2 separate regions of the Homo sapiens genome follow, and region 1 is linked to region 2. A link is an interaction called in ENCODE POLR2A ChIA-PET data of the cell type or tissue named here. Cell type or tissue: PC-3. All regions are shown on one strand. Each heading gives the region's core, and the rest is flanking DNA. Links, peaks and the distances in the headings are about the cores only. Region 1 holds the start of ITGAL-AS1 (ITGAL antisense RNA 1). Region 2 overlaps MYL11 (myosin light chain 11).

Region 1 (2,800 bases), core at 186-2,685, 120 kb before region 2:
GACCAGCCTGGCCAACATGGTGAAACCCCAACTCTACTAAAAATATAAAAATTAGTTGGGCATGGTGGCATGCACCTGTAATCCCAGCTACTCGGGAGGCTGAGGCAGGAGAATCGCTTGAACCCGGGAGGCAGAGGCTGTAGTGAGCCGAGATCATGCCACTGCACTCCAGCCTGGGTGATAGAGCGAGACTCTGTCTCAAATAAATAAATAAATAAATAAATAAATAAATAAATAAATAAATAATATAAAATAGGCCAGGAGCGATGGCTCATGCCTGTAATCCCAGCACTTTGGGAGGCCAATGCAGGCAGATCACCAGAGGTCAGGAGTTCGAGACCAGCCTGACTAACATGGTGAAACCCTATCTCTCCCAAAAATACAAAAATTAGCTAGGCATAGTGGCAGGTGCCTGTAATCCCAGGTACTCGGGAGACTGAGGCAGGAGAATTGCTTGAACCCAGGAGGTGGAGGTGGCCATGAGCCGAGATCGTGCTGTAGTAAGTGAGACCGTGCCACTGCACTACAGCCTGGGTGACAGAGCGAGACTCTGTGTCAAAAAAAAAAAAATATATATATATATATATATACATATATATATATACACATATATATACATATATATACACATATATATATAATTTAAAAAAAACACTAGAAGAAAATATGCTAAGGGTGTTATTACTACCATTGCACAGGAGAGGAAGTGACAGCACAGAGGGATGGAAGTGACGTGTCACCCACTGGACAGTGACGGAGCTGAGCCTGCCCCTGCAGGTAGCTCATCCCAGAGCATTGGCGCTGGCTCCCTTACCGGGAAATGAAATGAGAAGTCAGTGCATGACATGCTGGTGGTGACAGCTATATTCCTTCTGAGTTCATGTCTCCCTCCTGGGAACAACCCCCGTCTTCTGGTCCGGTGGCCATCCAGCTGCAGAGTGTAAGTGAGATTGGCAACCAGGCGGCCTGGGCAGGGCGGAAAAGGCAAGAGTTAAATGGTGGGGGATCCCAGGCCATAAGCCTGGATTTGGGGCGGCAGCTGCCCTGGGAGCAGGAGGAGAGCTCTGACCTTGGAACTGGGGGATGAGAGACTTGATCTGGAAACAGATTGTGATATTAACTCCTTCTTTCATCTTGTTACTGGTTGAATAGGAGCACTCCACTTCATGCACTGGGATCTCAGCTGGAGAGAAGGACATCAGGGTGACCATATCCACCACGGGCCGGGAGCTGCAGGGCAGAAGGCAACCAACTCTCTCCCTCCAACCCAACTGCACGTCCCCCCTCAGATGTGGGGCTCCCGCCAGCAAAGCCAGAGAACTCTCCTTCCCTAAAGCAGACCTCAACATGTCACTGTCTCCTCTTAAGGAAAATAATAATGATACTTTTTATTTATTTATTTTGAGAGAGGGTCTCACCCTGTTGCCCAGGCTGGAGTGCAGTGGCATGATAACAGCTCACTACAGCCTCGGCCTCCCAGGCTCTAGTAATCCTCCCACCTCAGCCTCCCAAGGATCTGGGACCACAGGCATGTGCCACCACACCTGGCTAACTTTAAATAAATTTTTGTAGAGAAGGGACCTTCCTATGTTGTCCAGGGTGGTCTTGAACTCCTGAGCTCAAGCAATCCTCCCGGCTTGGGCTCCCAAAGTGCTGGGATTATAGGCATGAGCCACCATGCCTGGCCAATAATGGTGATAACTAATTAGGGCTCCCAGTTCATTCTAGCAGCCTCTGACCCATTTTCCATGAAGAAGAGAAAGCTCTTAGGAAGAGAAATCATACTGAGTTACTTTCATGCTTATGTTTAAGCCTTCAGTGATGCTTGCATGAATTTTATTATGCTTCATAATAAAGTTGCAGCTTTTGTTGTTGTTAGAGCCTCGCTTTGTTGCTCAGGCTGGAGTGCAGTGGTGCAGTCATAGCTCACTGCATCCTCACACTCCTGGCCTCCAGCGATCCTCTTGTCTCAGACTCCTGTGTAGCTGGGATTACGGGAGTGAGCCCCAGTGCCTGGCTCCTATTTTTTTTTTTTTTTTTGAGATCCTCCTCTTGGGCTCAAGCAATTCTCCTGCCTCAGCCTCCCGAGTAGCTGGGATTACAGGCGCATGCCACCATGCCCAGCTAATTTTTGTATTTTTAGTAGAGATGGGGTTTCAACAGGTTGGCCAGGCTGGTCTTGAACTCCTGACTAAGCCCCCCGTGCCTCCCATTGAAGATGTATACAGCCCCCTGCTCCTCCAGAGGGGCCCCCACAACCACGTCCACCTGACCTCAAATGATCCACCCACCTCGGCCTCCCAAAGTGCTGGATTACAGGCATGAGTCATTGCATCCGGCCTATTTATTATTTTTTTGTGGTAGGATCTCACTCTGTAGCTCAGGCTGGAGTACAGTGGCATGATCACAGCTCACTGCAACCTCGACCTCCCAGGCTCAAGTCATCCTCCTGCCTTAGCCTCCCAAGTAGCTGGGCCTACAGTCATGCACCACCATACCTGGCCAATTAAAAAAAAAAAAGAAAAGGGCTGGGCACGGTGGCTCACTCTGTAATCCTAGCACTTTGGGAGGCCGAGACGGGCGGATCCCTTGAGGTCAGGAGTTCAAAACCAGCCTGGCCAACATGGCGAAACCCCGTCTCTACTAAAAATACAAAAAAATTAGCAGGGCATGGTGGTGCATGCCTGTGATCCCAGCTACTTGGGAGGCTGATGCAGGAGAATCGCTTGAACCCAGGAGGTGGAGGTTACAGTGAGCCAAGATCGCACCACTGCACTCTGGCCTGGGCAACAGTGCAAGA
Region 2 (2,800 bases), core at 214-2,713:
AGCCAATGGTGAACCCCTGCCCCCTGCCCTCCAGGAAAGCATCCCTTTTGCAGTCGTGGGATCATGCGAGGTGGTGAGGGATGGCGGGAACCGGCCGGTGAGGGGACGCCGCTACTCCTGGGGGACCGTGGAGGGTGAGTGAGGCCAGGCAGGGGTCCTAAGGCCAGCAGGGAGCCCGGGGCCTCTGGGTCAGGCGCACTCAACATGTGAAGTTGGGGTGGGCTTTGGTCCCAGGGGATCCTAGGAGGAAAGGGGGGTCGCTGGGCTGCAGACCGCGGACCCTCCGCTAGAGTGGCAGCAGGACTTTCCTGTAGACCCGACCCTTACGGGTGGGTTGGACCCGAAACTCCCTGACGTTCGCTGGTCCGCGCCGCCCCCCCTCCAGTGGAGAACCCACATCACTGCGATTTCCTGAACCTGCGACGGATGCTGGTGCAGACACACCTGCAGGACCTGAAAGAGGTGACGCACGATCTGCTCTACGAGGGCTACCGGGCCCGCTGCCTACAGAGCCTGGCCCGGCCTGGGGCTCGCGATCGAGCCAGCCGCAGGTGAGACCCGGGGCGGACAGTATCAGAGCCTCCAAGGTCCCGCCTCACCCATGACCCCGCCCTGAGGACTCGTCCCCACCACCCGTGACTCCGCCTTCACCACTCAGACTTCTCTCTCCCTCCCTCCCTCCCTCCCTCCCTCTCTCCGTCTCTCCCTCTCTCCCCCTCTCTCCCCACCCGCTTTGCCTCCGGCCCTAACCTCAAGGAACTGGCTCCGCCTCCTAGACCCCAACCTCGCCCCAGGCCCTGCCTCCTGGGCCTCACCCACAACCTCAGGTCCCGCTCCTGATTCCTGTCCCCTTCCCACTGTCCCGCAGTAAGCTTTCCCGCCAGAGCGCCACAGAGATCCCGCTGCCCATGCTGCCTCTGGCGGACACCGAGAAGCTGATCCGCGAGAAAGACGAAGAGGTGAGCACGCACCTCGCTTCCCCCCGACCGATGCCCCAGGTCCCCCTCTGGCTTCGCCAGGTCACCGCCTGCAATCTCGCCCTGCACAGCTGCGCCGCATGCAAGAGATGCTGGAGAAGATGCAGGCCCAAATGCAGCAGAGCCAGGCCCAGGGCGAGCAGTCAGACGCCCTCTGAGGCCACGCCCCGCCCGGCCTTACCTCGGCTCCGCCTTCAGTCGGCCTCTTGTCCAATCCCCGCGCCCCACACTGCCCAGCGCCCCCCGGGACCTCCGCGGGTGCCGCCCTCGCGCGGGCTAGGGGGAGGTTCTCCCAGCCTGAGTCCGTAGCCCCGCCCCGGCGCTGGTCCCGCCCACCCAGACACCGCCCACTTCCCGGCCCGGGGCCTGCACAATCTCCGACCGCATCACTGTCTTCCGGAGTCCCCCTTCTTCTCCCAGACTCTGTCTTCAATAAAAACTGAGCTTCCCGCGGCCACGCGAGCCTTCTCCTTCCTTGCGGAAAAAGGCGGCGGGCGTAGATTGTGGGGCCGACCCCCGCAGGCCTCCAGGCCGCATCCATTCATTTGTGGGGCGCTCCCACCTGAGGCCCTCGCGCAGACACTCTGAAGGCGCCGCCCATAAGAAACAAAGATCAGTTAAATTTTATTGGGAGCCGGGGTGGAGGTCGGGCCGAACAGAAGCGTCGGGCAGCGGAGGCCCGCGGGTGCCCCTACTCCTGGTCCTTGGCGTCGCCGTGCGTGATGACGTAGCAGATGTTTTTGTAGTCGACGTTGCCGCCCACGTCGGGGGGGAAGGCCGCCCACATGTTCTTGATCTGGGGAAAGACGTAGGGGCGTCTCGCACAGGCCCTTAGTCTCCCCGGCCCCAGCCCCTTTGCTGCTCCGGCCCCGCCCCGGTCCCCACTCACCTCCTCCTGGGAGAAGCGGTCACACTGCGTGGTCAGCAGCTCCTCCAGGCTGGAGAGAGGTGACACAAGGGGAGTTGCGATTGGGTTCCTGGTTCCTTTCCACTCCCTCGCACCTCATCCCCGATGCCAGCCCCAGCCTCCCCTGAAAACCCAGGTCACTCTACTTCCTTCATTGGCCTCCCAGACACTCGCTTTTGCCCTCTCCGCCCACATTTGCTGTGAAAATGCAATCTTACCGCCCATTACCACAATCTTAACTACTCCCTTACCTCTGGCAGTGCCTAACCCTTCGTAGGAATTTTTGGGTTTTTGTTTGTTTTGAGACAGGGTCTCACCCTGTCGCCCAGGCTGGAATGCAGTGGTTTGATCACGGCTCACTGCAACCTGGAACTCTTGGGCTCAAGGGATCTTCCTGCCTCAGCCTCCGGAGTAGCTGGGACTATAGGTGTTTGCCACCACTCCCGCGAATTTTTTTTTTTCTTTTTTTTGGAGACGGAGTTTTGCTATTGTCGCCCAGGTTGGAGGGCAGTGGCGTGATCTTGGCTCACTGCAACCTCCGACTCCAGGGTTCAAGCGATTCTCATGTCCCAGTCTCCCTAGTAGCTGGGACTACAGGCGCCCGCCACCACGCCCAGCTAATTTTTGTATTTTTAGTAGAGACGGGGTTTCACCGTGTTGGCCAGGCTGTTCTTGGACTCCTGACCTCACATGATCCGCCCGCCTTGGCCTCCCAAAGTGCTGGGATTACAGGCATGAGCCACTGTGCCCGGCCAGCCCACGAATTTTTTAGTTAAGTTTTTAGAAACAGGGTCATGCTGTGTTATCCAGGCTGATCTCAAACTCCTGTCCTCAAGTAAATCCTCCTGCCTCTGCCTCCCAAAGCACTGGGATTATAGGCCTGAGCCACAGGGCCCAGCCTTGGTAGAAATTTAAG

The links. Peaks named below come from ENCODE experiments on the same cell type or tissue, not always from the same donor. Only the 100,000 strongest peaks of a DNase experiment are listed, where the experiment ranks them.
Region 1: POLR2A ChIA-PET joins it to region 2 with 18 read pairs; 3 of 35 experiments call an interaction of 5 or more read pairs at or near these places.

Annotation. Positions count from the first base shown.
Region 1 is chr16:30,497,504-30,500,303 of GRCh38, reverse strand. It overlaps ITGAL (integrin subunit alpha L), which reads right to left. Exons shown (of 31, transcript NM_002209.3): 16 at 1,070-1,230; 17 at 815-966. ITGAL-AS1 (ITGAL antisense RNA 1) reads left to right here and starts at 750. Exons shown (of 2, transcript NR_186415.1): 1 at 750-940; 2 at 1,153-1,874. In PC-3, for the core only: no CTCF peak of the experiment used is centred there; no DNase peak of the experiment used is centred there.
Region 2 is chr16:30,376,769-30,379,568 of GRCh38, reverse strand. It overlaps MYL11 (myosin light chain 11), which reads right to left. Exons shown (of 7, transcript NM_013292.5): 6 at 1,867-1,915; 7 at 1,578-1,773. The coding sequence ends at 1,669. SEPTIN1 (septin 1) reads left to right here. Exons shown (of 11, transcript NM_001365977.2): 8 at 35-134; 9 at 386-551; 10 at 869-959; 11 at 1,049-1,434. The coding sequence ends at 1,135. It also overlaps a transcript of ZNF48 not described here. Among named protein-coding and RNA genes, the nearest start is that of MYL11, 3.4 kb to the right of the region's middle. RefSeq lists enhancers at 1-199, 200-757, 929-988, 1,379-1,718, 1,567-1,861 and silencers at 679-788, 1,059-1,398. In PC-3, for the core only: no CTCF peak of the experiment used is centred there; DNase peaks (open chromatin) are centred at 1,228 and 1,688; H3K4me3 peaks cover 2,037 bases; H3K27ac peaks cover 1,454 bases.